Regions from separate parts of the Homo sapiens genome. Here regions 1 and 2 are each linked to region 3. A link is a loop called in an ENCODE intact Hi-C map of the cell type or tissue named here. Cell type or tissue: heart left ventricle. All regions are shown on one strand.

Region 1 (8,000 bases), 66 kb after region 3:
AGGAGAGCGTTCTTACACGCCCGGCCAGCCAGGTCCGCTGCCGCTCTAATTGGAACACGTAATGGTTTGTTAACACAGTCTAATCTGGGGAGGCCTGGGAAGGAGTCCCCTGGGGTGTCTGGGGTGGAGCTGGGGGAAGGGGCATTTAATGGTATTGTCAGTGGGGCCGGAAGCATGGCTGAAATGCTGTTTGGTTTTTGGTGTTTGTTTTGCCAGATGACGTCTTAATTCAGGATGGAAAGATGCAGTCTATTGTGCTTCTGTGTGTGCGTGTGTCTGTGTGTGTGCACGTGCACACACACAGGAGATATGGTGGTGAGTGGGTATGTGCAACTATGTGCCTGTCCACAGTACAGGGTATTAGGCCAGGAGCAGTGGGGAGAGGGAGAGAAGAGAGCCAAGCTCTATTACACCTAAAGGTAGAAAGCCGTGGTCTCCTCTTAAGAATGCAAACAAAGACATCTATTTTCCCACGACTAGCTTACCCAGCCCCTATTCACACTAATTAGGAGGCCTGGGAATTTCTCCTAACTTCGTAATTACCGTTAACAGGCTTCACAGGGGCTGTGGGCGAAGTGGAACAACCCATCCTATTTTCGTAGCCAAGATGATGGTGGCTCAGGTGGTCACCATAACCTGGCTGTTTCTCCCCGTCCCCTCCCTTTCTGGCTTTCTGAGGCCCCAGATGCTTGGACACCCGGGGAGATGATCTAACAGAGGAGCAGAGGCGGGGGGTCCTCATGGGCTGCTTTCACTCCTTTATTTAGTTGAGCGGGTCCTGGCTGAGGCTTCTAGAAAACGTTCTCTGTGTTGGGGATGGGAGAACGGGGCCAGGAGCCCAAGGAATGGACCCTGAGATCCCTGCAGCCTGCACCTCTCCCCTCGAATGACCATGGACAGACCACTCCAGGTCACTCTTCCTGGGCCATACACTGCCCCTGCCCAACCCCACCCAATGTCCATTAGATGAACCACATTTTAAAGGCAGCGCTGGAGAACTGGCAAGATCACAGTAGTGACTTCACAATGTCATCGGGCTCCCGCCCCAGCCTGCCATACCCTGCAGACGTCGTAGGAAACCACAGTGAAGCCATTATGGGGACCCCTCGACTGTTTGGCAGCGGGATGGCCACTTTTGTCAGCTGACAGGCCCAGGGACTTCCAGAAGCGGCAGTGCATGGCCCTTCCCACAGGCTGCATTTGTGCACACAAAGATCCTCCCTCTGGGCCTCCTTTCCTCAGAGGCGGAGAAGTCCCTCCATCCTGGCGTCCGCTGCAGGCTCTGCAGGGGCCTGGGGGAGGAGGCACCAATGCTCCTGGTGGGCTCTTCCCAGTCCCAGCTCCGTGAAACCCTGTCTGTCTGTCTGGGACTTGTGGCCTGGCTCTGCTTCCAGAAGACAATTCTTTATTCTTTGCTGCCTGCCCAGAAGCTGAGAGTCTCCATATATCAGGGAGCTTACAAGCCACTTTCCCAATCATGTTAAAAAAAGCTGAAGCAGTACCAAAGAGTAGCTGACTGTTGGTGATTTTTATCTTATTCTTCATACTCAAATGATTTCTATTTTTTACAACAAGGAACATGTATTATTTATGTAATTAAAACAAATCATTGTAAAAGAGCCACCCACCACTTAAACCCCATACTCTGATGTTACCGTGTCTTTGATGGTGCTACAACCTGGGCCTGCAATACCTTTTCTTCCTTGGTCAGCCTGGAAAACTCCTTCTCACACTCCAAGGCCCAGCTTGATGTCTCCTCAGCCATGAAGCCTTCCCTGATTTCTCCAGCCTAAGCAGTGGTCCCTTCTGTTTACTTCCAATGCCTTTACTTTGGAGATAAGAAAACAAAGACCAGAGAGGGACAGGGATCTCCTCAGGCCACACAGCAAGGTCACATGTGGCGAAGGTCACTAAAACTCAGAGGAGTGCCTTCTACAGTGTCCAGGCTGGGGACGCTGGCACACACCCTATTTGACACATAACACCCGCCTCCCTGGAGTCAGCCCCTGTCCTCTCAGAGACAGCATTGACCCACCTTTGTTCATCTGGGGAATGAGCCAGGGTGATCTTCTCCCAGTCCCCGGGGCACAGGTCACTGAGGTATGGGATAAGGAACAGAAAACAGAAGAACTTTTGTTCCACAAAAGGGGACTGGGGACAGGAAGCACAGGGGTCCTTCCTCTCCGGAGCTCCAGGCTGTGTCTGAGTGGTACCCCCAGCCCCATGCAGGCCAGGCTAGCTCTTGCCTGGGCCTTTTCCTGACCAGTTGGTTGGAGGCCTGGCTCCCACAGGGCCCACCACCTGGGGTCTGAATCTCAGCTTTGCCACTGAATAGCTCTGTGACTCCAGCCAGGTTGTTTCACATACCTGAGGCCTATTTTACCAGAAACACTAAGATTTTATAATATCACCTACCATTCATTAAGTACTACTATGGCACCAGGGCACGGATGAGGCGTTTTATATAAATCCTAGCTCATCTTCCTAAGCACACTTTAGAAAGCTATTATCACTCCCATTTTACAGGCAAAAAACTGAGGCTCACAGGAAATGAAGCCACTTCTCTGAGGCCAAGAGCTAGAAATGACTGAGCTGGGACTTGAGTCTGGATCAATGTGGGGACAATAAGCTCGACTCCCAAGGTAGTTACAAGGATTTGATGAGATAATTTTGCACAGGGCAAGTGCTCTGCACATAATTACGTGCTGAATGCTGTAACATCTTCTCAATTCCATTTCGTAATGAGAGCAAGCACTGTGAATTGGGTTGTGCAACCAGCTAGGATGAGGGAAGGTCGGTAGGTAAGATTTCCTGGTGACCTGGAGGGAGGTGGTAAATCCCTCGGCAGCCCCTAGCCTCCGAAGCCCCAAGGCCCAGACTTGCTCCCAGCCAGAGAGTATTGTTTGAGGATAAATATTATTTTATGCTCTAGCTTAATCCAAACCAAGCTTATCTTTCCCACCGAAATGCCCACAACCCAGAGAAAGCTAAGCCCTCTGCTGCTTGCCTAATTGCAGGCTTAGAGGTCTGGTTGGGGACACCAGCTCTCTGGAAAAGCCTGGTAAATGGTCTGGTATTTGGCAGTGGCATCAGAGAAGCTGGCTGTGAGTTGGGCTGTCTGGTGTTCTAGGCCCACATGGGCTGGGAGGGCCCCACGGGGGAGAATGTACCTCTGCAAGGGGCTGGTCCAAGGCCTCTCACTCTTGCATGGAGCTGCTGCTCCAGCCCTGGGGAAGATGTAACTACGGGGGAGCAGGGGAAGTGGGTCTTGCCCCCTCTGCCCCCAATTTAATGCTGATTCTCACTTGGTTGGAAAAGCAAAATGGGTCTGTGGGCTGCGGGACCCCTCCTTCTCTCCAGTTATGTCTGTTTCCGTCCCTCCTCTTCCAGTGGAATTCTCTGAAAAAGGGTTGCTAAAGGGAGGAGCGTGGTCTCAGCAGGCTCCATGCTGTTGAGGGCTGGAAGATCCTCAAATGGATCAGGAGCCAGCCTGGGTGGAACCCAGCCCCAGCCTCTCCTCACAGCTTCCCCACTGGGAACTGCCAGGCCCGGCCAGCCATAGACCTGAGGGACAAAGATGTCCCCCTACCCAGGCACCAAGCATGCAATTAGTTCTCCGGCTGGTTCCCATCTCACCATTTTCCTCTTTCTCCCTGGGGTGTTTTTAGAAGGATACCAGGGAAGAGAGGTGATTAGTGCCAGGCTTTGCAATCAAGATAGACTCGGGCATGAATCCTTGCTCTGTGACTTGGGACAGCTGAGTTGCCTTCTCTGTGCCTCAGTTTGCTTGTCTGTAAAATGGGATTGCTATAGTACTATCTCACAGTGTTAGAGGGAGGGCTAAATGACATCGAGTGCCTGGCACAGGGAGTGATCATTCTGGCTCTTCCAAGGGTAGAAGAGGGAGGTTTTGCCCAGAGGCAAAGGCACAAAGACCATTGACTATTATGGGGCCAGATGGGCCCTCCACTTGAGACCCACCCTTTTCCCCATGCCCAGGTCACCTGGCTGCCATCTCTGAATCAGGCGGAAGAGGTGGAGGTGAAACTAACATTGGTTACTGTATGTCCCATACCGTGCTAGGCCCATCTCCTTTTTACAGATGAGGAAATTGAAGCTCAGTGGTGTGAAGGAGTTTGCCCAGGAGTGCACGGCTCCATGGTGGAGCAGGAATGTGTCCTCATGCTTTTATACAGGGGTCTTTCCCACCCCACTCAACTCCTGAAGCCCCCTAAGAAACAGATGTAGGGCCATTCCCAGGCTGCGGGTGCTGGGTCCAAGGTGGGGACAGGTGAAGCCACCCAGCTGGCCTGGAGAGGCAGAGCTGGAACAAACCTAGCTATGCCAGCCTGGGAGGGCCCAGATCATATAAGCCCCCTGAGGGGCCAATCCTCATGTCTGTAGGTCCAGGAATGCCAGCTCCCTTCACAGATAACAGCTCCCTCTGGGCTCTGCCCCATGCTCTGCTCAGAGGGCTCTGAGGACCAGTGCCTCTGTATCCAGGTAACAGGCACATCCTAAGTCCTCTTCAAGTCACATGCCTACAAGTCAGGACAGCACTCCCCACAGACCTCCTCGAGGTGGCTCATTTTCAGCTTCCCAGAAGGAAATAAACCCTAAGGAGTGCAGACCCCTCAGCTTCCCCAGGCCTTGGAGGGACTGGGCTTTCAGCCACATCTCCTTAGAATTTCCTCCTTAGACTTAAGCCCTGTAAAATGCATCACTGGGTACAGTCCCTTCCATGCTGCTTTCTTTGTCCCCAGTCAAGGGGTTTGTCTGCTATGAGTTTGCATATTGTTCTTTCTGCAGCCACAAGAATAGGGCCACAGAACCCTGGAGCTGCCATGCAATCTCTGGGGTTGTCACAGAATCCCCAGGGTCCAAAATGTCTGCAACTTCCTAAAGCTGCTGTGGCATTCCTGGGATTATCCAGAATCTCTGGGCTGTCATGGTGTGCCCAGACCACATAGGTCCCTTGAGTGCTGGAAAAAAATCTGGGCCACCATGAAATTCCCTGAACTAACATGGAACCCCCAGGTTGCCACGAAGTGCTGGGCCACCCCAGGGTCTCTAGGCTATGCAGGGCCCCTGTGCTGCCAAGGGACCACTGGAATATCTTAGAATGGAAATTTTTGGCTGAGTCCTCCAACAACCCACAACCACATACTGTCACCTCCAGCCCCTTATCCAAGCATTTCGACCATCTTCTTCCTGACTTCAGCTGAAACATTCCTACCTCCAGGAAGCCCTCCCTGGTGTCTCTCCAGGCCTGGCTAGGTGCCACAGCCCTAGGTATCCTGGGCTCCATGACAGTTCCCTGGGTCTGCCCTGTCGGAACACTCAGCATGCAGTCCTGCCACTGCCTGGTCATGGATCTATCTCCTCTGAAGCACAGGCACCCTGTGCCCAGGCTGGGCAGGTGGCACTTAATAAATATTACTTAATATTAACTATAATATTATTTAACTGTGTGCTATTAACTTACTAGGCACTTGATGGCTGTGTGACCTTGGGCAAGTTGCTTCACCTCTCTGTGCCTCAGTTCCCTTTTGTATAATAAGGATACTAAGAGTATAGATCTCATAAGGCTGCTGTGAAGCTTCAATAACTTATGTAAAGCATTAAAGCAGAGTCTGGCATATAGTAAGCACAATATAGATACCTGCTATCATTAAATAACATGTGAACTGTATTCATTAGGCTTTCACAGGGTCTAGACTTGCAGCAAGGATGGAAAGGGGATTCTCCCATAATGCTCAGTGCTCTGTTGATAGCGTACACTAGCACAGCACTTAGCATGTGCCGGGCACTGCACTTGATGTTTTACATGCATTCACTCAGTGAATCCTCGTGGCAACCCTATGAGGTTGGTGCATGCTATGGACTGAATTATGCTTCCATACACCCAAATTCATATGTTGATGCCCTAACCCCCAACGTGACTTCATTGGAGATAGGACCTTTAGGGAGGCAACTGAAGTTCAGTCAGATCATAAGAATGGGGTCTTAATCTGATAGGATTGGTATCTTTATAAGAAGAGGAAGAGGCTGGGCACAGTGGCTCATGCCTGTAATCCTAGCACTTTGGGAGGTCGAGGCAGGTGGATCACCTGAGGTCAGGAGTTCGAGACCAGCCTGGACAACATGGCGAAACCCTGTCTCTACTAAAAATACAAAAAAAAATTAGCCAGGCGTGGTGGTGGTGGGTGCCTGTAATCCCAGCTACTCGGGAGTCTGAGGCAGGAGAACTGCTTGAACCCAGGAGGCAGAGGTTGCAGTGAGCCGAGATTGTGTCACTGCACTCCAGCCTGGGTGACACAGCGAGACTCTGTCTCAAAAAAAAAGAGGAAGAGAAACTACAGAGCTCCCTCTCTTGCTTTGTCTCTGTGCATGGAGAAAAGATTGCATGAGGGCATAGTGAGTGGCTTTTAACCACTACTCTGAACCTGCCTCCAAGTCCAAGGGTATGGGCTGGGCATCCCTGAGGCAGGTGTGCAGGCATGAGCAGCATCTATAGCAAGCAATACACATTGGGAAGAATGGATGAAGGAACAGGGCACATTTTGGCCAAGACTTTCAAGCTGCTTCTGGGACCCGCCTGCCAGGCCCAGCATCCTGAAGGCTGGTGGTATGAAGAGGGACTGACTATGTTCTGCTGGTCGTGGCAGAATCAGAACTGCTCCACCATGGAACAGGTTCCCAGGTAAGGTGGTAAGCTCCCTGTCTTTGGAGGTAATCAAGCACTGCTGCTGGACCATCACTTACTGGTGATGTGTGGGGAAGAATAAATAGTACTGTGGACTGAATGTTTGTGTCCCCCCAAATTCATATATTGAAACCCTCATCCCCAATGTGATGGTATTTGGAGGTGTGAGGTAATTAGGTCATGAGGATGGAGCCCTCATGAATAAGATTAGTGCCCTTATAAGAAAAGACAGGAGAGCTTGCTTCCTCTTTCTCTGCCACATGAAGATACAAGGCGAAGATGGCCTTCACCAGGAACCCTACCATGCTAGCACTCTGATCTTAGACTTCCAGCCTCTAGCATCTTGAGAAATAAATATTTGTTGTTTAATCCACCTAGTCTATGGTATTTTGTTATAATAGCCCAAACTGCAAATGACAGACAGCAAGAGTAAATACTCTAGACAGTTCCCTCCAGTCTCAAGCAGTTGTGAAATATTTAAGAGCTGGCAGTTAAGAGTCCCTGGAAACTCTTCCCTACAAGCTCTGCCCATTAATTCCTGCTTATCTTTCAAGTCCCAACTCAGACATCACCTCCTCTAGGAAGTCCTCCTTGCTTCCTTCCTCCTCTCCAGTCTCTATGCCACTCCACTCTCAGGTTGGTGATCTGTGTGAGTCTAGTCAGCAAAACTAGAAACGATGAGTAGAAGTCATTAACATAAGACAGAGTGAACCCCAATACAAAGATGAGTAGTCCCCCAGCAGAATGGAGTGTAGTGACATCTTTAACAGCTGAAATGTGGTGCAGGTGTTAAACAATGTGTTTGAAATAAAAAAGACGTGGGGTTTAAATCCAGCCATCCTCTGTGTGACTGTGGGTAAGTGCCTCAACCTTTCTGAGCTACAATTTCCTGAGCTGTAAAATGATTCCATCTCAAAGGATGAAACCAAAGATCAAATGACACCAGCAGGCCTGGCACTCTATGTGATCAGGATCTGAGAATTTCCTGTAGTCTCTGGCAAGTAGTGAGCTGCTGACTAGGTGTATTCAAGCAGATGTCAGAGGGGTCTCAGTGTGGAGATTGGTACCGAGGATTTCTTTCTTGCACTGAAGTAAAAATTGCACTCAGGGGCCTCGATGAGCTCTTCCAACTCTTAAAAAGAAACCACACTTCTGCCTTGGCCTTAGCTGGCTGTGGGGAGACAGGCATATCATTGAGCAGACACTGCTCCACCCACCTCCACACATGATGTATGAGTACATTTACATGAAATGTCCAGAAAAGGCAAATCTATAGATACACAGAGTAGACTGG
Region 2 (8,000 bases), 350 kb before region 3:
CACAGCACTAAGATTTGGAAGCAACCTAAGGATCCATCAACAGATGAATGGATAAAGAAAATGTGGTACATATACACAATGCAGTACTATTCAGCCATAAAAAAGAATGAGATCCTGTCATTTACATGGATGGAACTGGAGATCATTATGGTTAAGTGAAATAAACCAGGCACAGAAAGACAAACATGGCATGTTTTCATTTATTTGTGGTATCCAAAAATCAAAACAATTGAACTCATGGAGATAGAGTAAAAGGATTGTTACCAGAGGCTTGGAAGGGTAGTGGGGGATTAAGGAGGAGATGGGGATGGTTAATGGGTACATAAAAAGTAGAAAGAATGAATAAGACCTACTATCTGATAGCACAACAGGGTGAGTATAGTGAATAATAACTTAATAGCACATTTTAAAATAACTTACGGAACATAATTGGATTGTTTCTAACTGAAAGCATAAATGCTTGATGGGATGAATACCCCATTCTCCATGATGTTCTTATTTCATATTGCATGCTTATATTATATCAAAACATCTTATTTACTCCATAAATATATACACCTAATATTTACCCACAAAAAAATAAAAATAAAAATAAAAATTTTAAAAAAGAAGCTGAACTCTGAGAAAGAACACACAGAGTGAGGGTGCCAGTGGGGTCAGGCAGGCAGAAGTTGAGAGGCTTCCTATGAACTAGTTTAGAAAGTTTCAGAACGTCACTTCTACCACACTCTGTTGGCCAAGCAAATCACCAAGGCCAGTTCGCACCAAAAGTGAGGGAAATTGGGCACTGCCTCTCCATGTAAAGGGAGTGAAGGAATCCACGGCCATCCCTGAAGAGAGTCAGCCACATTCCACATGTCTCTATCTTGCACAGAAACTAAGATGGATGTTCTCACAAATGATCTCAGTTTTACACTGCATCTAATCAGATTGTTTGCAAAAATAAAAAATGAAAAGAACTTACTCTCACTGTAGCTGTCAAAGAGAGGGAATGTTGCCTTTGTTCATTCCTGAGACGTTTATGTTAATTATGAACACTTGAAAGTTTGAGGCCAAGACTTGAAATGTCATTAGTGTTATGAGCAATAAATAAATAACTCAGTTTTTATGACAGAACTGGAGCAAAGGATGAAGGTTCAGATTTTATTAATCTTCAACACTAGACCCATGGGTGATCCCTGAATCAGCCTCTCTTGAGTTGGGGCCTGGAAATCAGCATTTTGCAGACCACTCCAAGTAATGTTTATTCATGGTGTTGAATCTCTTCCTAATTAGAATTAACTTCCAGGCCGGTTGATTAACATAAAGTGTAATGATGATATGGATTACAATAAACATCTTGTCATTTATCTAGCACTTAAGCAATCTTCAAAGTACTTCTCACTGATTATTTGATTCTGTTTTCACAATAATTCCCCAACTGCCTCTGGTATCTGCTCCATGACACCACATTGGCCCTGGCTTTGCCTATAAAGTTCCACAAATTCACCAGTTTGATTTTGGGTCTGAGATTCCTTCTCCAACATGCTATTAAGTCTTTGTCAAAAGTCTCCCAAATTCCTCCTGCTCCATCTGGAAGCCCACCCTGATTTGAGTAAGGTGAAAAGAGCTCACTTTCCCCTTGGGCCCTTCACTAACCAGCTGAGAAATAAACCCATGAATGGCTTGGGAAGTAGCAGAGAGCCTGAAGTGAACCCTAGACAGAGTCAGGAGGCCTGGGAGCCAGCTCAGAAATCTCCTCTCTTGACCTTGGTGTTCTCATCTGTAAAACGAGGCTGTAGATCACCATCGGTGGTCTCACACTGCTTTGGGGGTGGCTCTGACTGTCCCTAGAGGCTGATGGTGTGTACAGTGGGGAGGAGGGCTCGGGGATGCAGTGATCCCAGGGGATTCTTTCCCCCACCTTCTTTCCATCACAGCACCCTGTCTTTTATTCTGAATTCCCACATAAAACTATAGCGGAGTTTTCAAATAACAATGAAAAGTGCCTCTCCTGGACTATAGGACCTTGAGGTTTCCTTTCAGCCCTAACCCTTCAAAATAGTGGTAATAATTTCCAATAGTACAGTGCCAACCACATGCCAGGCATTGTGTGAACCACATCATGCCCATTGTATCACTTCATTCTCTCCATTTAATGGATGGCAAAACTGAGCCCCACCAAGATAAAGTGCATTGTCAGAGGCCACCCAGCTGGTTCCTTTGTGGAACTCGAATTCACTGGAGGGTAGACTGATCTGGCTTAACCACGACACAGTGAGAGTTTCCAGCTTGCCTGCCACTAGCGCAGGCTATGACACAGGATAGAGTGGCCAGGGGCTCTGGCCACGGCTCCTCCCATTTCAGCCCTGGAGCAGTTTACACAGTGCCAGGGGTTTCTGGACTCTCCCTTTGCCCCCCCACCCCACCACCACAAGGTATGGGGAGAAGGGGAGCAGTGGTGTGAGCTTGCAAAGGGGCTGTGTGTGAAGGTGCAGTGAAGCCTCAGGGTTTGGGTTAGGGCCCACAGGGCAGGGCTGTGGGTCAGGGACAGGGCTCCTGTCTGTCCACTTGACATATGTATTGAAGTGCTGTGATGTGCCAGGCACTGCTCTAGGGCTGGAGATACACTGCTAGACAACTCAGGCCCTACGCCTGCCTTCCTAGGGCCTCTATTCCAGAAGAGGAACTCAGATCATCAGCAAGATAAATTAGACAGGTAAGGAGAATTAGAAGGAATATTAAATAATGACACGTGCTAAGGGTTTGAAAAAGTAAGGCGATGGGGAACAGGGAGCGATGGGACAATGGGTGGAGAGCTGGTAATTTTACATAAAGGGCAAAGAAGGCCTCATAGGGAGAGGTAAAGGTCTGGGAGTCATCCGGGCATGGTGGCTCACGCCTATAATCCCAGCAGTTTGGGAGGCCAAGGTGGGTGGATCACCTGAGGTCAGGAGTTCAAGGTCAACCTGGCCAATATGGTGAAACCCTGTCTCTACTGAAAATACAAAATTAGCTGGGGGTGGTGGCAGGCGCCTGTAATCCCAGTTACTTGGGAGGCTAAGGCGGGAGGTTTGCTTGAACCCAGGAGGTGGAGGTTGCAGTGAGCCAAGATCGTGCCACTGCACTCACTCCAGCCTGGGCAATAAAGCCAGACTCCGTCTCAAAAGGAAAAAAAAAAAAAAAAAAAAAAAAAAAGGACTGGGAGTCAAGACCTAGGGGAGGATTCATTTCCCTCCACATCCTCCGGGTGGCAGCATCTTCCAATTCGTGGGGCAGTGCTGGTGGTTCCTCCTCCCCGCCATAGAGTATTCTTGCTCAGTCTATCTAAAAATGCCGTTTAAAATGGGGGAATCCTAGAAACAAAACATGAAGAATTTGGGGGATGTGACTATTATTATATTTTTTGATCTAGGCGCTGGGTAAACAGATGAGTTCACATTTTGAAAATCCACCATGCTATGCTTATGACCTATGCACTTTTCATCTGTAGGTTATACTTCTGTAAGTTCAAAATGACACACACTTTAAACATTGTATTTTAATCTAAATCATAGTTTGCATTAGTTTCCCCAAATTTTGATGATTAGACTCTGTGTCAAAACGTTTTAAATTTCTAAATACATTAGTACAGACAAAATGCTCAGAGCCAAGCCTGATGTGTAGGAAGCACTTAATAAACGTTAGCACTGTTACCTTGTGTGCATATCCATGATGCCTCATTTATGATTTCCAGTCCTGCATTCTCTGCAGTAGAGGAAGAACTTGGAGACACTTTCCTGGCAATCTGATGGCAGCGTCCTTCTAGAATTTTGTGAGTTGTCCCAACCTTTTACAGATAACTTGCTCATATCTATTTTAACAGCAGTTCTAAAAGCAACTTACCCTAATGGGTCTTTGCAAAGCACTCACCTTAGTTCTCACAGAACTAACTTTCCTTTATACTTCTATGTCATTAGTTTACATATCAGTTAATTAAAGTCTATAAATCAATAATGAGATCAACTGGCATAAAAAGATACTGAGACAGACACAACTAACTCTTTGAGTGAGTAGACGACTCCATTGGAGGGGGAAAAAGAGCAATGAGAGAAGAGGCTGAGGGCATCAGGCAGCAAGTTCTCCAGAAGGAGTGGATAGCTTGGGCCAATCTGGAAAGTTGGTTGAGTGGAGGTTGGTTCAGAGAACTAATTTTGTACCCTTCTCAAGTGTTGGAGTCTGTAAGATTGATTCTTGTACAATTGTTAATGAGCTGGTGTATCTATTAGGCATTGCTGGAAGTACTGGTAACACTGCCTTTGGGAACCAGGAATGATAATCCAAGCCATTTGTTGTGCAGCTTCCATGTGCCAGGCCCTACGCTTACAGAAATTAGCGCTACGTATTTTCACAGCAATCCTGTCAAGGAGACTATCATCTCCCCATTTGTATCAGCCCTTGACACATAGCACTCTAAAATTTAGTGGCTTAAAATGACTTATAATTTTAATTTAGCTCATTTTTCTGTGGGTTGGCTCTTTGGCTGGGCTCAGCGGGGTGGGTTTTCTAGTTTTATCCGGATTCAGTCATGAGCTCTGATTCCGGGAACTGGCTTGCGTTGGGGTCATGGGAATAACAAGCTCACTTAATCTCTCATCCTCCTACAAGATAGTTTGGGCTTCTTTACATGGTGGCTGGGCAGGATTCTATGATGGAGAATGGAATCTTCCAGGATCTCTCAAGACCTAGGCTTAGAATTTGGCACGATGTGACTTCCACCACAGTCAATTAGCCAAAACAAATCACAAGGCCAGCCCAGATTAAGAAGTGGATCAATAGACTCAACCTCTTTGCAAAGTCACATTGCAAAAGGGTGTGGACACAGGAAAGGGAATAATTGCAACCACATTTCCAAATCATTTATCACCCACTTTCTGCAAATAAATGAAAGTTTAATCAGTTTAAGCTAATTCGTCCATCCAGAGACTCCCAGCTAATAAGCAATAGAGCTAGAATAACACATACCTGTGGGACTTCAATACCCACTATTTTCACTAAGCCAAGATGCTTTATTAAGAAATTAGAGGGTCAGGAACAAATGAGATCATTTGAATTTTAAAATTAACATTAATTGAGAATCCTGTTATTTGTACAGCACTACGCTTTAGGCCATCCTCACAACATCCCTATAAAGTAGAGATGACTGCCCCTATTTTACCAATAAGAAAAGTAAGGCTCCAAAATATCAAGGTTACTTTGCCAATGAATCACACTGCTTAGTACACACAAAGACAAAGGATTTGAACCCATTTCTTCTTATTTCAAGTCCACTCTTCTTTCAACCACTCTAGAAACTTCTAATCTGCGGTTCAAGGCATCATATGATCCTTGAACAATTTAGAGTTACATACGAAATTATATATATATAACATTCAGACATTCTTCTGGAAAAGAGAATTGCTTTTATTATATTCACATGAGCCCCACCAGGTTAAGCACCTCATTTCTGAAAAAAAAAAAAAAAAAAAATGCTAACCTTCCTTCTCATATGGCAGGCAAAATCCTTCAGACGATGTCTTGTAATTGTTGTACACTCCAGAAGCCTATAACCAACTGGAGCCTTTAGATTAGCTTCAGAATAAATGGAAGGGAATCAAGGAGCCATGCCCATGAGCACTAGAAAGTGTGGCTTTATCTTGTGCTGAGATGGAATTAGGATTTGAAAGAATCCTGCATTGTTGAAAAGTCCATTCCAGGGCAGCTGATTACCTAGTGGTTAATACAGTAACACTTTAATTTGCTGCAACACCAGAAGAGTTTCCTGCTATTCAAAGACTTGGATTTCTGGATCAGGCCTCCCCAGTCTCTTTTTCCCCTTTCTCCTTTGTGCCTTAAGATACAGCCCAGAATTGCTCAGAATCAGCAACGGGAGTTCTGGGAGCGGACCTCACACCTGGGTCTGGACTGAGCTGCGCTACTTACTCTCCTCACTGTCAGTATCTCTTTTCTCCTGGGCTCTGCAAGACCTGCTGTGGGGCTCAGAATTTCCACCCCTTATCCCAGGCAACTTCCTCCTGCACATCTCACCTTTGGCAAGGGACTTGGGCTTGGGGAACACCCAGTCAGTCATGGTCCAGCTTGGAGAACCTGCAAAGTCATCAAATGAGAGAGCTAGCAGCACAGAGATGAAAACTGGGGGCCAGAGAGGAAAAGTAACTTGCCCACACTGTACCTGCCCTCTCCTTCTGCTGTCAACAATTTCAGCCTGCCATGAACTCCTCATTCCTGAAGGGAAGCATGGCCTCTCTCCCTGGGTGCCCGCTATGCCTTCCTCTTTAGTCCACCAGCACCCACTTTGTCACTTTGTTCCTCCCCAATCCTTCCAACACTTTAGCCAGAGGAATCTTTTTTTTTTTTTTAGAGACAGGGTTTCCCCATGTTACCCAGGGTGATACTGAACTCCTGGACTCAAGCAATCTGCCCACCTCAGCCTCCCAAAGTGCTGGGATTATAGACATGAGCCACTGCACCTGGCCAGGAATCTTTTAAAAACACAATTCTGATTATATCACACTCCTTTGCCTAAAAACATGCAATGGCTTTCCACTATGGCCTCTGAGCCCTGTTGTCTGGCCCCTGTTTCTTCCTTCAGGCTCAGTCACACTCTCCTAGTTGTGTGCTGAAACTGGCTCCTCCAAGCTCACAAGAGCCAATGGGAAATATTCAGGAATTTGTTGGTAGCTGGAAATCGACCATGGTGGGGTTACTTTATACCAGAAAAATCAACAAATGCTAAAAATCCTATTTTTTTTTTCTGGAGAGCTGATTGGTCAGTCCACCGCTGCTCCATCCCCACTGTGCTGTTCCATCACAGGACCGCTGAACATGCTGTTGTTCTGCCTGGCACGCTCTCCCCTCTTTCTTTGCTGAGTTAACTCTATTCTTCAACACCTCAGCTCAATTCTTACTTCTTCCAGGAAGCCTTCTGTGATATTTCTGAACAAGTCAAGTCTCTAACATTCACCTTTTCTTCTTAGCCTGTATCACATTTGTAATTTGACACGTGTGATGAATGATGAGCACCCGTCTTCCCCATGGGAATATAAACTTTCCATGGCAAGAGAGACCATGCCTGGTTTTACTCACTCTCTTTGCTGTATCACCTGGCACAGTACCTGGTCATAGAAACTCACATCTGCTGAATGAGTGAATAAATTAGAGAAATATACACTAGACAAGGCTCTGGCTTCTGTGGCAGGAGTACTTTTGCTCACACATCTCCACATTCTCCTCTGCATTTCCCAGCCTCTCTTGCTGTTACATTTGTCCTGTTACCAAATTCTGGCCAGTGGAATGGGGTGCTCTGTGTCCTCCATTTCCAGCCATGTCCTCTAGAATGCCACAAGTAGTCCTCAAGTCTCTTTCTCTTCCCTGCATGGCTGGAAGTGAAGGAATCACAAGACAGAAGCAGCCCAGATTCCTGAGTCACCAACTGGAGAAGAGCTGACCAAATGAGTCATCTGACCCTCCTTCAATTGAGAAAGGAGGGAGATGTACGCTTTTATTGAGTTCATCTCTGACATTTTGAGTTATTTGTTACTGCAGCAGAATCCAGTTTACCCTGACCTAAAACACCATCCCAGTTGTCATTAACTCCTACTCTTTGGGCAAGCCATGATGTCTCTGAATCTCCGTTTCCTTATTGGTAAAATAAAAGGATTCCACAGGTGATATCTGAAATCGTTGCAATGTTAAAATTCAGTTATTCCGCTGGTATATTTTCCTCCCTCCTGCATAGCACCATATGTAGACACCACAAATGTTTGCTAAATAAGAGAACCTCCTATATTTGAAATCCTTTTCTCCAGATAAAAGCATTTTAGTACCTTAGAAGTTCAGAGTGATTATTCAGAATATTTAAACATCTAACATGTACAATATTGATCAAAATAACAATGGGAACATTTCATCAAGAGGCTGGGGAACCTTCAAAGATCCATCCCTCAGCCTCGTAGATGCCTCCTAAGCATCTTGCTCTGTCT
Region 3 (8,000 bases):
GCCCTGGGGCACTCCCCTGCGAGTGATGCCACAGCTTTCTGAGGAGGTGGGGCAATGTCAGAGGCCAGTGTTCTCATCCAGTCCTCTAACCTTCACGGCTGTCCAGACCCCCCACTGCCAGGTCCTCTGCCAAGAGCATTTGCACCCCATCTCCTGGAGTCTTCAGCACCCCATGAGTAAGGCAAGTAAGGCGCTGTGGTGTGATCCCCATTGTATTGAGGGCTGAGACTGCTCGCTTAAGGCCACCTGACCAACAGAGAGTGGCCACTTTTGAACCCAGTTCTGCCTAATTGGAAAGCCCTTTCCTGCCCTATGCCACCAGCTTCCATGTGGCCTGGGGCACAGCCTCCCCTCAGCCCGCCACGTCTAACCTGTGGGCTTCTGAGTGTGCTGGTTGGGCTTAGCCTGACAGCTGCTCATTCCACCTGTGTTGACAAAGTGCCTGCTGTGCACCCCAGCCTCACGGGGAGATACACGGAGGAGCACAGTACAAGCCATACCTTCAGACTGGTTGGTCTTGGGGAGTCAAACTGCCGTGAAATGACCAGGAGTAGAGGCTATAAGTGGCCAGTGGCTGCAGACACTGAGACCCGTGAGAGTCCAGAGGAGGATGAGGACCCAGTGCCCTGGGAGGGCCCTGGGAAGAGGGGCTGTGTGCAAGATAGCCTGGAGGAACAAGGAGCATGGTGGGGGGACAGAGTGTCCCAGGGACCTTCTCACTTGTGTAAAGGGTCAGCAATGAGAACCACTGTTGAAAGGTTTGCTGGCTGATCGGGAATGTGGGCGAGAGCAGCTGGCAGGGCAGAAGGGAAAGGTTCAGGATCCCAGGCCTGGGCCCTAGGAGCCATGTCCTCCCTTCTTGCCAGACAGGTGATGTGGGTGGAGGAGTGGCTGTCCTTGCTGCCCCTGCCCCCAGCCTCCTGCAGCCTGGCTCCTGGGGGAAACCCCCGGGGGCCCTTCAGAAGGCAGTGGGGCAGAGCAGGAAGCTTCACAGCACTGATGGCAGGCTTTTTCCACTGTGCACGGCTGAGTGGAGAAAGGGAAGTGGAAGGAGGGCCAGACTCCTCCCTGGGCAGGGCACTTTCCCCATGGGTGCCCACGTGCACTCCTTCTTTCTCTCTCCACCAGCACGTCTGCGAGGTGAGCGTTCTCACTACCCCCATTTCACAAGAGGGGAAACTGAGGCTAGGAGAGGTGTAGTGACTTGCACAAAGCCATGCAGCTGGCAAGAGGGCAGAGCCAAGACTCAAACCCAGGTCCCCTGCCCCCAAAGCCGGGGTTTGGCCATAGTGCACGGTGGAGTCTTCTGTCCTCACTTAGGCCTGAAATAAACACCTGGAGTGGCCCTGAAGGGGAGGAAAGGTCAAGGGGAGACCTCAGGGGTGTGTGCAGCTTGCCTCGCCAGTGGGGCAGGTGAGGGGCTGCTGGGTGGATCTGATCATTGCAGGGCCCAGTCCTGGGGGTGAAGTAGGGGTGGAGCGCCGTTCTCAGAGCAGTTATCTGTGCTGGAAGGTGGGTGTGGGGCCCTCCTCCCTGGAGGTCAAGATTCCATTTTCTCTGTGGGGCCACATGGGCCCTTTGTGAGTGATGCCCTCCCTGCTAGGGTGGGCTTGGGAGGTGGGCACAGTGGTTCCCACCAGCTCAGATGTCTGATGGCAGTGCCCGTGGATGAAGATTGTCCCACCCATGAGTAATTCTGTCCAGGACACTGTAGTGCCCACTCTTCCCAGCCCCAGCAGGTGGGCACTGACACGTCCCACAGCCGTTGATTTGCAGCAGCTGTTGTTGACTCCGTCCTGGGATGCAGAGGGGAATGCTCTGTGTGTGTATGTGTGTGTGTGTGTGTGTGTGTGTGTGTGTGTATGGTGTGTGTGTGTGGTGTGTGTGTGGTGTTTGTGGTTTGTGTGGTGTGTGTGTATGGTTGTGTGTGGTGTGTTGTGGGGGTGTGTGTGTGTGGTGTCTATGGTGTGTAATGTGTGGTGTGGGTGTGGTGTGTGGTATGTGGTGTGTGTGATGTGTGTGGTGGGTGTGTGTAGTGTGTGGGTGTGTGTGGTGTGTGGTAGGTGTGTGGTGGGTGTGTGTGCGTGGTGGGTATGTGTGGTGTGTGTGTGTTTTGTGTGTGCATTGTGTATGGTGGGTGTGTGTGATGTATGTGTGGTGGGTTTGTGTGGCGTGTGTGTGCACGTATTGTGTGGTGTGTGTAGTTTGTATGGTGTGTGTGTGGTATGTGTGTGGTGTGTGTGGTGTGTATGTGTGTGGTGTGTGGTGTGTGTGTGGCGTGAGTATGGTGTGTATATGTGGTGTGTGTGTGTGTGTACTGTGTGTGCAGTGTGCGTGTGTGTGCATGTGTTGGTGGAGAGGGGTCAGCAGGCAGAGGAAAGCAATGCATCCAATGCCTGGAAGCTTCTGCCCCTCGGAGGTGGGCCGTGGACACAGCCTGGGCCTGGTGGGCAGTGGCTGAGCGCCAGCCTTGTGCCCGGGGACTGAGATCTGGGGCTTTGCCCAGTGGGGCGGAGAAGTTAAGAAGTGTTAGTTAGATCCATTTCCTACTCCTCCATGGCCTCCATCCTGGTGCCACTGCCACATGGGAGGCCTGGGGAGGGTGGCAGTGTCTGTGTCTGATAATTGCCTGTCTTCACTGGGGACTTGCTGTGGGCCAGGCACTTCCCCATGGCTTCATGGAGATTACAGCTTTTATTCTCACAGTATCTCTATAAGATAGGACACCTTATTTTCCCAACTACACCTGGGAAGACTGAGGCACGTAGAGGTTAAGTGACTGACCTGCCCACGGGCACACAGCCAGGCAGTGATGGATCTGGGATTCAAATCCAGGGAGCGTCCTCAGCAGTTAAGCACTTACCCATTAGGCCTTCTGGCTTGAGCAGTGAGCTGGCTCTTTCTAAAGCACTGTCTGTCCATTATTTTGTTTCTCCTGAGACCAGCTGTAGGGGAAAAGTGAGGTTGGCTGTTTTCGTTTCACAGATGAGGACCCCGGAGCTCAGAGAGGAAAAGTAACTTGCTCTAATCAGTGGCTAGCAGATCAGCGCCCCCTCCCCCGGCCAAGGCTGGGAGCTCTTTCAGGATAGGGGGCCTGTCCCACCACCCATGTACCTTGCTCACAGTAGACCTCACTAAGTGCGGATTCCTCAGGCAAATGTGCAGGTGTTTTGCTGAGTGCTCTGAGCTTTTCTTTTTGCCCCGGGCTCCCTAGGAAGTGGGAATGATGGCTCCATTTCACAGATGAGGAAACCGAGACTCAGAGCACAAGGCCACACAGCAGGAAGAGGTAAGGCAGGACTGAGGGAGGCAGCACGTCTGGCCTGGGAGAGGGGTTAACCAGCCAGGAGGAGCTCGTAGAAGGGCTGAAATAAAGACCGACCTTACCGAGTGTTGGTGAGGATGTGGAGGAACTGGAACACTACTGCATTGCCAGGGACACGCAGTGGCATGGCTGCTCTGGGAAACAGTTTGATGCTTTCTCTGAAAGTCCAACAGGGATGTACCACACAGCTCAGCAATTCCACCCCTGGCATTTACATAGAGAAATGAAAACTTACGGTCCCACAGAAACGCGGGTTTGTAGCAGCTCTATTCATAATCATCAACAACTGGAAACAACCCACATGGCCTTCAGTGACCGAATGGATAAACAAGCTGTTACACGTACCCCAGGGAATACTGCTCTCCAATAAAAAGGAGCGGACTCTTGATACACACAGTGACTTGGAGGAATCTCAAAGGCATTCTGCTCAATGACAGGAGCCAGCCTCAAAAGGTTCTACGCTTTATCATTCCACTTACATGGCATATTTGAAAACACAAAAGCCATAGTGTCAGAGAATAGATCAGTGGTTGCCAGGGTGGAGGTGTGAGGGGAGGGAGTGGCCAGCGCCAGGGAGTTTTTGGGGTGATGGAACTGCTCGTTGTCTTGATCTGGAGCTGGTGGCTACAAAAATCTATACGTGTGCTAACATTCAAATAACTGCACAACTGAAGCCCGTCAATTTTGCTGTATGTATTAAAAGATAAAAGGCCATGGGGAGGCTGGAAGAGGAAGGGCGTGGGCCAGGCAACATCCTTGGCTGAGGAACAGGTGAAGGACCCGGTTCTCACCAGTGGCTTAGTGACTTTCAGGGCAGCCTCGCCTGGCCACGGGAGGGACGTGGCTAATTGTAGCTTCTATCTGGGTTCACCAGAAGGCAGTGGCTAGCAGCTGAGGTGTCAGGACGGCGTCCTGGGCCCTCCAGGAGCCGGGTGATGAAAGGTTAGGCCCTGGCTTCCCTGGCAGGGTAGGGTTGGCCTCCTGTCCTGATGGCTGGCACACACCGAAGCATTAACCGGGAGTCTCTTGTGTGCCGGGTGTGGGACTGCCGTCACAGTTACCACCCGCCGCTGTCTCCTTTCACCATGGGGCCTGTGTGTGGGGAGGAGAAAGGCGTATCCACTCCTTTTTGTGGATGAGGAACTAAAGCCAGGGGGCGTAGGAGGGTAGTTTGGCCTGGAAATGACATCACACTCACTAAAGACCGCCAATAGCAACTTTTGCAGTTTTTTTTCCCAATGCGACATGGTATACTGCCTCCCTAGTTGATCCGGTCTACAGCCACATTATTCACAGACCCCACAGTTTGAAACTGTGTTCTGATATTTGTTCGGGTGCTTTATTTTAAGACACCAGGAGGCTCAAAAATGGGAGGTGACCCGGGGACATCCCCGCACTCTGCCTCTGGCAGCCCTGGCTGGGGCAGGAGGGTGAGATTTGCCTGGGGCCACAGGGCACTGAGACAGCAGGGTCCCCTGCTAGAGGGCCCAGTGGCTTCTGACCCTGTCTGTAGATGGGGATGGCTTTTCTGCCTTGCCAGAGGGTGGGTGCAAGTGGGAATGAGATTCTGGAAGTGGTCCGAGGTAGGAAGTGGCACGACCGTTATTCACCTTGGTTGGCATTGAAACCCCGGGAGCTTGGTTTCCTCATTTGCAGCGTGGCCGTCAATAGCGCCCATCTTGCAGGGCAGCTGTGATTAGAGAAGCCAGGGCCACCCCGGAGCCAGCCTCTGAGGCTTCACCTCACCCCGTTTACACTGCTGTCTCCTCTGCATAGATTTGGCTGACTGAGGACGCGACAGGTACTCAGCTTCTTTCTGCATCTCAGTTGCCCAGCACAGGGGCTGGCACGCAGTAGGTGCTCCCAACCTGGTCCAAGATGTTGCTGGCGGTGGGGGAGTGGGGGGCTGGGGAGGATCATGGGCAGACCTGGGGTGCCGGGAGGGGCTGGTGGGGGGCTGATGGCCGGGAGGGCAAGGCCTGAGCAGGGAATCTAGACCACCTTAGTGTCCCCGTCAACACCCCTGGCAGCCTTCTCTGGCTCTGCTGGGTATGAGGGCACCCCCTCCCCTTCTTTGGTCTTGGCAGGTTTGAAGGGGGGTGGCAGGGAGACGGGAGAGGGGCTCACCGGCTTGCAGGATTGGGCAGAAGTTTGGTGGGGGCCCAAACCCCAGAACTCAGAAGCCCCTGCCCCAGGCTTGGACAGACCCTCCCCTTTTCTAAACCTCATTTGCCCCATGAATCCAGGCTCCTTTCCTCCCCATCCCCCCAGGAAGCTTGGATGTGGCCGCCATCCAGACCCAAATGCCCTCTCCTGGGCCCTATGCCTCCAGGGCTGGCTCTAAGGCACCATGCAACCTGTCAGATGGGGTGTGCTGTGTCCACCTACAGCAGACCAGCTCCCAGAGCCTCAGGGGCCTGGAGAGCATTTCCTCAACCCATTTGACAAGGAAGCCAGCTGTACTCCCCCTACTGCCCTGGGCTCGTGGGGAGGCCTCAGCAGGCCTGGTGTGGGGTGTGGCCTTCCGCTAGTCAGGCCCCTTCCCCTAGGGTCTGGAAGCTGGGTAGGAACTGTGGCCTGAGGCCGGTGTCTCCCCTCAGCCCTTCTGCAGAGGCCGGGCTGGAGGAGAAGATGGCGGCCAAGCAGCCCCCGCCTCTGATGAAGAAGCACAGCCAGACGGACCTCGTGAGCCGCCTGAAGACCCGCAAGATCCTCGGCGTGGGCGGGGAGGATGACGACGGGGAGGTGCATCGCTCCAAGGTGGGGTGCAGAGCAGGGGCCTCCGGCACCCACTGGGGAGGCCAGGCTGACCCACCATTAGGGGAGAAGGTTAGCCCAGGCCCAGGTAGCCGCAGGAGTTCTAGGACTTAGCTGATTTTCCTAGAAATGTAACAGCAATGCCAGGGGAATAACGAGATCATTAGAATTAAGTGCCTATTACGTGCCCGGTTTTCCAGCAGTTGCTTTTTAAATCTTCTTGTTGGCACTAGAAGATGCAGATACTGTAAAATCATTCACCCATTTTATAGATGAGGAAACAAAGGCTCAGAGAGGTTAGGCAACTTGCCCAAGGCCACACCGGTAAGTGGCAGGACCAGGCTTCAAGTCTGCATTTGGCAGAGCCCTGAGCTTTCATACGTCACCATCATATTTTCAGCTTCTTTTAAATCCTAGTGTCAAGGGGAAGCAGGAGAGGGGGTGGCCTCATGTGACCCTCCCCACCTGGGGGAACCTTTGGCCAAGCTGAGGTGCCCAGGCTGGTCCCTGGGTGTGCAGGGCTCTGGGAGGATGAGCGAGTGGGGGCGCTGAGAGCTGCCCTCACCCTGGTTGCCTCTGACCCCCTCTGTCCACAGATCAGCCAGGTCTTAGGCAATGAAATCAAGTTTACCATTCGGGAGCCTTTGGGGCTCAGGTGAGCATTTACCTGACTTTTTGGGGGAGGGGAAGGCCTGCGGCGGTGGGGCAGAATGCATAAGACCTCACCTCATTTGGCCTGGTCCCTGGATTTTATTTTGTCTCATTACCTTCCCCAAAGCTGCCATCCCTGGGGATCTGGGCTGGAGAGGGGAGGGTCCCCTGGGGCAGGGCTGTGATCTTCTTTCCACGCCTCCCAGGGTCTGGCAGTTCGTCTCTGCTGTGCTCTTCTCCGGCATTGCCATCATGGTGAGCCCCCACCCCCAGCCCCTGAGATCTGGCCCCGTGTGGCTCCCTCAGCCCTTCTCTGGCTCACCAGAGGTGCCTCCTCCATCCTGGCCCCTCGTGCAGGGGCCCATCTGTCAGGCTCTGGGGCTGCCTCCGAGAACCTGACTCCTACACTGCCACGCCTGTGCCTTCTCCAGGAGCACACTAGATCCCATGGTTTGTGGCCTGACTCCTTCTCCCAGGAACCCTGGAGTTTTCTGTCCTGGCATGGGGGCGGGTGGGGACAATTGGGTCCAGACCCTGGACTGCCCCCAAGGATGCTGATCCTGCTCCTGGCGGGGAAGGAAGACGTCTGTGGGAAGCATCAGCTGTCACCCCCCACCCTCTCCCAAGCGGGACCTCTGAGCCCCTCTCGCTGCCCGCAGGCGCTTGCCTTCCCTGACCAGCTCTATGATGCGGTCTTTGATGGAGCCCAGGTGACCAGCAAGACCCCCATCCGCCTCTACGGCGGTGCCCTCCTCAGTGAGTACTGCTGGGGCGGGCCCTGGGGGAGGCGACGGGCAGCTGGGAGACCCAGCGGGGCTGAGGAGAGCACGGGGGTCCGTGCCCGGGCACCCCTTCCTTTCTTCGGCCAGATGCTGCGCCCACACCCCGGCCTCTGATGAAGCTCTCTGCTGGGGATGTGCTGCCATCTTGTGGCCATTGGTGGAATACACCCAGTGGGTTGGAGCTTGCAGTCGCCACCATCTGCAAGGAGCGCTCATAAGTGTGTGCACTGCCTCTGGGCGTTGTGGTACAGAGATGGAGGAAGCCCAGGCCCAGCCTCTAGGAATTCACAGCCTAGAGGAGAGGCAGATCAATTCAGTGTCTGCAAAACCCCTCGCACCCCCCCTATTTTATCCCCAGAGCCACTTCTGTTTGAACCACTTCTGTTTCCTCTCTAACCTGAGATGCACACGTTAGGATTTGGAATTACAATTTTTAAAGCTCAGCATAGGTAATATGCCTCTATTTCTACGAAATATTCTATGGC

What was found. Hi-C counts contacts between places; a loop is a spot of excess contacts. Peaks named below come from ENCODE experiments on the same cell type or tissue, not always from the same donor. Only the 100,000 strongest peaks of a DNase experiment are listed, where the experiment ranks them.
Region 1: it touches region 3 in a loop (4-fold over the local background); 2 of 110 quality-filtered maps call a loop at or near these places.
Region 2: it touches region 3 in a loop (2.7-fold over the local background); 61 of 110 quality-filtered maps call a loop at or near these places.

The regions. Positions count from the first base shown.
Region 1 is chr11:44,870,277-44,878,276 of GRCh38, reverse strand. The region is part of intron 3 of TSPAN18 (tetraspanin 18); the gene reads right to left. Among named protein-coding and RNA genes, the nearest start is that of TP53I11, 77 kb to the left of the region's middle. In heart left ventricle, no CTCF peak of the experiment used is centred here; no DNase peak of the experiment used is centred here.
Region 2 is chr11:45,289,014-45,297,013 of GRCh38, reverse strand. No RefSeq gene overlaps it. Among named protein-coding and RNA genes, the nearest start is that of SYT13, 6.7 kb to the right of the region's middle. In heart left ventricle, a CTCF peak has its summit at 3,242 (motif pointing right); a DNase peak (open chromatin) is centred at 3,273; H3K27me3 peaks cover 1,795 bases.
Region 3 is chr11:44,936,292-44,944,291 of GRCh38, reverse strand. TP53I11 (tumor protein p53 inducible protein 11) reads left to right here. Exons shown (of 7, transcript NM_006034.5): 2 at 5,926-6,085; 3 at 6,679-6,737; 4 at 6,940-6,988; 5 at 7,393-7,489. The coding sequence starts at 5,957. Among named protein-coding and RNA genes, the nearest start is that of TP53I11, 11 kb to the left of the region's middle. RefSeq lists enhancers at 330-978, 5,085-5,798, 7,369-7,969 and a silencer at 7,515-7,604. In heart left ventricle, a CTCF peak has its summit at 4,472; a DNase peak (open chromatin) is centred at 7,651; H3K27ac peaks cover 1,341 bases.